3 separate regions of the Homo sapiens genome follow, and all the other regions are linked to region 1. The links are chromatin loops, found by intact Hi-C in ENCODE. Cell type or tissue: B cell. All regions are shown on one strand. Region 1 overlaps CABCOCO1 (ciliary associated calcium binding coiled-coil 1). Region 2 holds the start of LINC02625 (long intergenic non-protein coding RNA 2625). Region 3 overlaps ARID5B (AT-rich interaction domain 5B).

Region 1 (2,500 bases):
GAACAACTCCAGTGGGTACCTTTCACATTGTATTGTGAGTGGGGGACCAGAGGAGGCTCACGGAAAGCAATGTGAATCATGGCCCCTAGAGTCAGGCAACTTATCAGCCCTCCTAGAAATTTGCTTCATGATGTTACTTTCATTAGGAGCTAGGTGAGGGGTATGGTATCTCTGAGGAACTCTTTATGGCTTTAAACTACACTGTGTCTAAAAAACAGTTTAATGATAAGTCAGTTAAAAATAACTACTGGGCCAGGGGTGCAGTGGCTCATGCCTGTCATCCCAGCACTTTGGAGGCCGAGGCAGGTGGATCACCTGAGGTCAGGAGTTCAAGACCAGCCTGGCCAACATGGTGAAGCACTGTCTCTACTAAAAATACAAAAATTAGCCTAGCGTGGTGGCGGGTACCTGTAATCCCAGCTACTTGGGAGGCTGAGGCAGGAGAATTGCTTGAACCTGGGAGGCGGAGTTTGCAGTGAGCCGAGATCGTGCCACTGGACTCCAGCCTGGGCAACAGAGCAAGACTGTGTCTCCAAAAACTAATAGTAACTATCAATGAAGTCAAATCAGTGAGAATCTGTCTGGTTGTTTGGCATTCTGCTAATCAAACAAATACTCTAGGGCTCCATTGATATGAAATACAGATAGTTGCACTGATGCAACAATACAATGACTAGGTTTGCTTCTCCAAGTGTTACCGTTTTTCAAGAAAAATATTTAAACTGACTTGTAGCTGGTCTAACAAACTAGGCAGCCCTGAAGATTTTTAGATGAATGGATAGATACTCTGATGAAATACTCAACATCCAATGAATGCCCCCCGTGTATAAAGGCCTGAGCTAGGGGTCCTTAAGATGAATATGACGTGCCCCACGTCCTCGAGTTGTTTCCACACAATGGCGAGAAATCACTCTACCTGGCTGTCACTCAAGGCCAATGTGACAAATACTATGAAGTTGAATAAGCAAGATACTCTGCGAGCACAAGGGCGATGACGAGAAACTTCACAGAGTTGATTGAGCTGGGTGGAAAGTCCAGGTGGATGAGATGGCCTGGCAGGATGCAGGGAAAAGCTCCCCCAGCAGAGGGAGCAGCACAGGCAATACAGGGCTGAGACCACAGCTTCCTCCACCCCTTGCTTTGCTTCGCTCTGCTTTGCTTTGCCTTGCTCTTTTTTTTTTTTTTTTTTTTTTTCATATAACAATTATGGAGCACCCACTCTGCTGCAAGCACTGGGCAAGCAGGGAAAGAGTGAGTGGTCTAGTACAGCTGGAGCTCGAGATCTGTGAAGGCAAGAACATGGAGTTGAATCCTTCAAAAAATAGAAGGGCACAGGTGGGACAGGCATCAGCAGGTGCCCCCAATGAGTTTTATGGCTGACTTAATGTTAGGGACAAGGGAGAGGGAATAACTGAAGACAGCTGCAAGGCTTTGAGTCCAGTAACTGAGAAGCTGGTGATGCCACCAAACGATAAAGGAATTGGAGGAGGAGCAGGTTTGGGGAAGGTAATTAAGGAAAAATAAATGGACAAGCTTCAGCCTGTCAATGATTCCAGTAAGCACTAAATGTGTACTCCAAATATTCTTCTACATCGTGACTGAAAAATACTGAATCTGGGGATCTACACAGGCAAGCAACTTTGAGTTTTGTATAAATAGAGAAAAAGCCACTTGAAATTTAGTAACATAAGATACAACATCTGTAGCTGGACTAGAGACGACCTAGTCCAACTCCCTAATTTTACAAACAAAGAAACCACATCTCAGACCTACTCTCAACTGAGCAGCAGAGCCAATCCAGAACTCTGACTACACATTTAAGGGGAAAAAAATCTACATTTTTAGAACATTCAAATCTGGAATCAAGATACCACCTAGATTTTTCAGAGCTGCTGCTATTTCAGTTTGTTTATTTTTAACTAAACTAGTATGATTCGCAGACTGTAGGTGAAAGGTCTCTTTTGAGAACATGTATTGCTATGTACACCGTTGTCCACAAAATCAGTTTTGTAGTTAATTTCTAAGATTTCAGATTTCAAGAAAAGCCAGGGAAACTTAGAGTACCTAGACCCATTCTGTATAAGGGAAGACATGCTTCTTTAGGTCATTGAAATAATGACATCTGCCATATATGGAATAAAAGGCTGCCTTGCCTAGGAGGAAGGGCTTGGGTGCTCACTGAAAGTGTCCTGTTTCTAGAATGCCAAGCACATATGACTAATTGGCAGTAGTTTCCTCCAAAGCAAGAAAATCCTGCCTGCTGACCAGAGAAAAGTGCCTAATACGGTTAAAGAATCACTAAGTGAGACTTTTTTATAAAAAAGGAAAAAAAAAAAAGGGTAGGGGCTAGGGAGAGCTAAGCAGAGAGGGAAATATTTATAACTGTAACAACATGTTTCCTGGTAATAATTTATGAGCCTACTGGAGAAAAGGGAAACACACAAACTATGAATAAAATATCTAAACGTAAACATCATGCTTTCTGCAAATTTCTTTAGTT
Region 2 (2,500 bases), 120 kb after region 1:
CAAGTCTGGCCCAAATCTCCCAAGTCTTTCAAATGTCCCCTGTCCGTGGCTACCCTACATCCAACAAAAGGGAGGAAGTGCCAATAGCCATTGAAACAAGTTTCCCTCTAGTCAAATCCAACTGGTCCAGAAGCTCAAACTTATGACAGGCACCTCCTAAGCACTGTGCTGTCTCATTCCTGAAACAGGTTCTGCCCTGATACTGTTTGAGGGTAATGAAATGAGATGACTGAAAGCACCAGCTTTGGGCTCAAGTCAGCCCAGTTTGAATCTTGGCTCTGAACACCAAAGGAGATCTGATCCATAATGTATCCTTCTTGGTAGCTAATCAAGGAGAAATCTAATGGGACTTGGGCAATGCCAAAGGTCACAAAATAGCCATTTCCAGTTTCATAAACACCTAGACTTTGGAGACAAGAACCACCTGGTTTGGGACTTGGTTGGCATCTGGCTGAGCCACCTCAGTTATATTGCTTAACCTATCAGAGGTTCAATTTCTCCAATTGAGAATGAGAATAATAACCCCTATCTCCTACATTTTCTTTTGGGTTTTGCAGGAATTAAGCGAGATGTATGTAAAGTGCCTGACACATAGTAGGCACTTTATAAATTTAAGTTCCTTAAGCCCCATTTTTATTCCTACAACAAGTCTGCCAACTTTGTCCCAGAATGCTACTGGGTAAAAGTGAGCAGAGTATACCAAATCTACGAACATTCCTTCTCCAAGCTTTAAAAAAGGCAAAACGATACTGAGAGGTGACAGCGTGCTGGCAGTCCTCACAGCCCTCGCTTTCTTTAGGCGCCTCCTCTGCCTGGGCTCCTACTTTGGCGGCACTTGAAGAGCCCTTCAGCCCACCGCTGCACTGTGGGAGCCCCTTTCTCGGGTGGCCAAGGCCAGAGCCCACTCCCTCAGCTTGCAGGGAGGTGTGGAGGGAGAGGCGCGAGCGGGAACTGGGGCTGCGTGCGGCGCTTGCGGGCCAGCTGGAGTTCCGGGTGGGCGTGGGCTTGGCGGGCCCCAAACTCGGAGCAGCCGGCCGGCCCTGCTGGCCCGGGGCAATGAGGGACTTAGCACCCGGGCCAGCGGCTGCGGAGGGTGTACTGGGTCCCCCAGCAGTGCCAGCCCACCGACGCTGCGCTCGATTTCTCACCGGGCCTTAGCTGCCTTCCCGCGGGGCAGGCCTCAGGACTGCAGCCCGCCATGCCTGAGCCTTCCCCCGCCTCCGTGGGTTCCTGTGCAGCCCGAGCCTCCCCGACGAGCACCGCCCCCTGCTCCACGGCGCCCAGTCCCATCGACCGCCCAAGGGCTGAGGAGTGCGAGCGCACGGCGCAGGACGGGCAGGCAGCTCCACCTGCAGCCCGGTGCAGGACCCACTGGGTGAAGCCAGCTGGGCTCCTGAGTCTGGTGGGGAGGTGGAGAGTCTTTATGGCTGGCTCAGGGATTGTAAACACACCAATCAGCACCCTGTGTCTAGCTCCGGGTTTGTGAGTGCACCAATCAACACTGTATCTAGCTGCTCTGGTGGGGCCTTGGAGAACTTTTATGTCTAGCTCAAGGTTTGTAAACACACCAATCAGCACCCTGTGTCTAGCTCAAAGTTTGTGAGTGCACTAATACACACTCTGTATCTAGCTGCTCTCGTGGGGCCTTGGAGAACCTTTATGTCTAGCTTAGGGATTGTAAATACACCAATCGGCACTCTGTATCTAGCTCAAGGTTTTTAAACACACCAAACAGCACCTTGTGTTTAGCTCAAGGTTTGTGAATGCACCAATCCACACTCTGTATGTAGCTGCTCTGGTGGAGCCTTGGAGAACCTGTGTGTCCAAACTCTGTATCTAACTAATCTGATGGGGACATGGAGAACCTTTGTATCTAGCTCAGGGATTGTAAACGCACCAATTAGTGCCCTGACAAAACCGGCCACTGGGCCCTACCAATCAGCAGGATGTGGGTGGGGCCAGATAAGAGAATAAAAGCAGGCTGCTCGAGCCAGCAGTGGCAACCCGCTGGGGTCCCCTTCCACACTGTGGAAGGTTTTTTCTTTTGCTCTTTGCAATAAATCTTGCTACTGCTCACTCTTTGGGTCCACACTGCTTTTATGAGCTGTAACACTCACCGCGAAGGTCTGCAGCTTCACTCCTGAGCTAGCGAGACCAGGAACCTACCGGGAGAAACAAACAACTCCAGACGCCCCGCCTTAAGAACTGTAACACTCACTGCGAAGGTCTGCAGCTTCACTCCTGAGCTAGCGAGACCACAAACCCACCAGAAGGAAGAAACTCCGAATACATCTGAACATCAGAAGGAACAAACTGCGGACACGCCGCCTTCAAGAACTGTAACAGTCACCGCGAGGGTCCCCGGCTTCATTCTTGAAGTCAGTGAGACCAAGAACCCACCAATTCCGGGCACAATACTACTGGATGTGGCGTAACAGAAAACACCTTTGACCTGGAATCAAGAATGTAGACATTTCCAAACAACCCACGGATGTTGGGG
Region 3 (2,500 bases), 300 kb after region 1:
CTTGCTGGTTGCAGTATTGTTAGTAAATATATGTAATAATGTTTTCCAGCTTGCTGTTGTGAATGCCCCTCTCTCTATAGCTATCTCTCTACTTATCTGTATGGTAATTTGAGAGAATGCCCTTGTCTCTGAATATTTTGTAAAAGAGATGTTTTCAAACATTTCATTACTATGATACCATAAGGGCAGGCATGTCACTTAGGTTTCGGAAAGCAAGATACAAAACAAAAACCAAAGATTGAGCTCAAAGCCTGGCTCAGTTTTTCAGCACCAAATGCTTCTTGTCTAACAACGTGGAAGGACATTTTTCTTATCATGATCCTTTAGAGCTAAGAGCTTCGTGTTACTTCTATTAATTAGACATGTTAAAGCTAAATAGATTAGCTTTGGGAAACGTGTACAGAAATGTATACTCTACCAATATGCAAGCCTTCAGAGAGAGAAGCATGTAATAATGAGGGCTGCCTGCCACAGATCTGTACATTTCTCTGAACAATTAGAAGGGATCACTGTAGTGAGATTCTGGGTCTTTAATAAAGAAACCCATGCAAGTGAAAATGTATATCAATTGTTTTCCATTTGTTTTCAGCGCCAAATCTTAAAGGCAGACCACGCAAAAAGAAACCATGCCCACAAAGAAGAGATTCATTCAGTGGTGTTAAGGATTCCAACAACAATTCCGATGGCAAAGCCGTTGCCAAGGTACGGTCATTCACTCCACGGTATTCATTTCGTTGCATCTTTTTATTTTTGCTTTTTCTCTTTATCTCTCTGTGCCTGTGTCTTGGAGGCAGTTTTCAATTCAGCATCTGACTTTGGTATTCAGAGCTTTTGAAGCTCTATGCTGTGCCTGTTCCTGCCACCTCCCTTCCCCTGGTTGCCGTGGGCTGGGGGAGGTAGGCATTTTGATTAGTCAACAGAAAGACTTCCTACCTCCCAGTTTGGCCTGTTATGAGTAAAGGACAGATGATTAAGCACCCACGTCATTGAGGCTGAGATTTCATAGTGGGTGACACAATGACATAGTTTACTCTGCTTGTGTCAAAAATAGACCAGCTGAACCGTCCTCTTTCTGAATGTGTTCATCTAAATGTGTTTTGGAGATTAACAGAGGATGAAATTAGAAATAGCTAGAATTAATCTTTTTAGTTATGTATTTTTCAAAGTCACTTCTAATTTACATTAGACTAAAATTAAAGATACATAGCAAAATATTTAGATGTATACATATGCCCACAAGCATTTATATACTTTTAAAGATCTCTGTTAACATAGAATGAAAGTAAATTCTACGCTGTTGTTCAAGACCCAGGTCAATTTTTTACCTAAGCATTCTTTGGAATCTTGAAAGTGCATGCATGCCTGAAGTATTTTGCACGACAAAGGGTAAAGTATCACTTTATATTTTTAGACTTACCTTTCTGACTTTTGTGGGCTTGGGTCAGATTTCCATGGTTCTGTTTACTGCATTTAGGTGTTATTTTTGTGCTAAAGACAGCAATCGTCCCTTTAGGATTTTAGTTGACGAACAGATTTCAACTGACACCAGTTTCCAGATCAAATAACTAAACTTCTGAAAATGGGACCATTTTGATTAGTGGTGAATTTGGAAGAGTCTGATGTAGAAAAAAAAAAACATGAGTTAAGTTCTGTGTTGACAGTCTACTGTTTCTCTGCCATGTACTCTACCTCCTTCCCAGTGTAATGAAGTAAATCTTAGACTTTCACATTCTAAAAAATCTTATCTTTAAGCATCATTGTTTCATTAGGAAATTTTAAGGACTTTTTTGCTTAGAATTTCTTCATACTTCTAAGATTCCAAAGGGTTAAGAAGAGATCAACCAGTAGAAATGTGTATTTTCCAGTTTCTTGCTGAAAACAAATCTCTTTCCCTAAAGTTATTGTTGTTTTGCACATTTAACTTTCTGCGAATTAACTCCACATGGATGCCATGAATGACATTTTCTTGTAAGTTGGACACCTCAGCCCTAGAACTATCTACCTAGGACTTTGGTTTCCATCGTCTTGAAGGATGTCAGCAGGAACAGTTCATTCCCTACTATGTAGTTTGCAAGATCCTGCAGAATGGCGCAAGAAGGTTTCAAGACCATAACATTCAGCAGAGCTTGTACTGCCCATGCCTTCTGTTGGTGCCCAGCCCATCCTTCTTGGTTGACAGCATTTGTTTACTCCAGCATATTCTGTACCTGAGCCCGGCAGGATAAAGCTCCTTCCCATGCCACTTGGAATCACCACCAAGGTCTGCTTCTGAGAATTTTACAGAACTCATACAATTGATCTGAAAGAGCAGACCTCCAATGTTTCTTTCCATGGAAGGCAGCTCAGAACTCACTGTTGGGTTCACAAAGCCGAGAAGAACAAGAGCCTGCTATACAGATGGGCCATATTTGATGTTCACTGACTTCTTAACAAGAAGGATAGAAGTCAGTCCTGGGTTTTCTAAGTGACGCCTTTACTCCATCCCCGCAACAGTGCTGCC

The links. Peaks named below come from ENCODE experiments on the same cell type or tissue, not always from the same donor. Only the 100,000 strongest peaks of a DNase experiment are listed, where the experiment ranks them.
Region 2: it touches region 1 in a loop (5-fold over the local background); 13 of 110 quality-filtered maps call a loop at or near these places.
Region 3: it touches region 1 in a loop (2.7-fold over the local background); 5 of 110 quality-filtered maps call a loop at or near these places.

What each region holds. Positions count from the first base shown.
Region 1 is chr10:61,750,043-61,752,542 of GRCh38, forward strand. All of the region lies in intron 5 of CABCOCO1 (ciliary associated calcium binding coiled-coil 1), which reads left to right. Among named protein-coding and RNA genes, the nearest start is that of CABCOCO1, 88 kb to the left of the region's middle. In B cell, a CTCF peak has its summit at 1,064 (motif pointing right); a DNase peak (open chromatin) is centred at 1,109; H3K4me3 peaks cover 499 bases.
Region 2 is chr10:61,866,712-61,869,211 of GRCh38, forward strand. LINC02625 (long intergenic non-protein coding RNA 2625) reads right to left here and starts at 1,234. Exons shown (of 5, transcript XR_001747461.2): 1 at 1,149-1,234. RefSeq lists silencers at 1,219-1,513, 1,285-1,374 and an enhancer at 1,595-1,754. In B cell, no CTCF peak of the experiment used is centred here; DNase peaks (open chromatin) are centred at 790, 970 and 1,380; H3K4me3 peaks cover 607 bases; H3K27ac peaks cover 357 bases.
Region 3 is chr10:62,050,299-62,052,798 of GRCh38, forward strand. ARID5B (AT-rich interaction domain 5B) reads left to right here. Exons shown (of 10, transcript NM_032199.3): 5 at 590-702. Among named protein-coding and RNA genes, the nearest start is that of ARID5B, 150 kb to the left of the region's middle. RefSeq lists an enhancer at 185-1,384. In B cell, no CTCF peak of the experiment used is centred here; DNase peaks (open chromatin) are centred at 314 and 973; H3K4me3 peaks cover 2,375 bases; H3K27ac peaks cover 2,500 bases.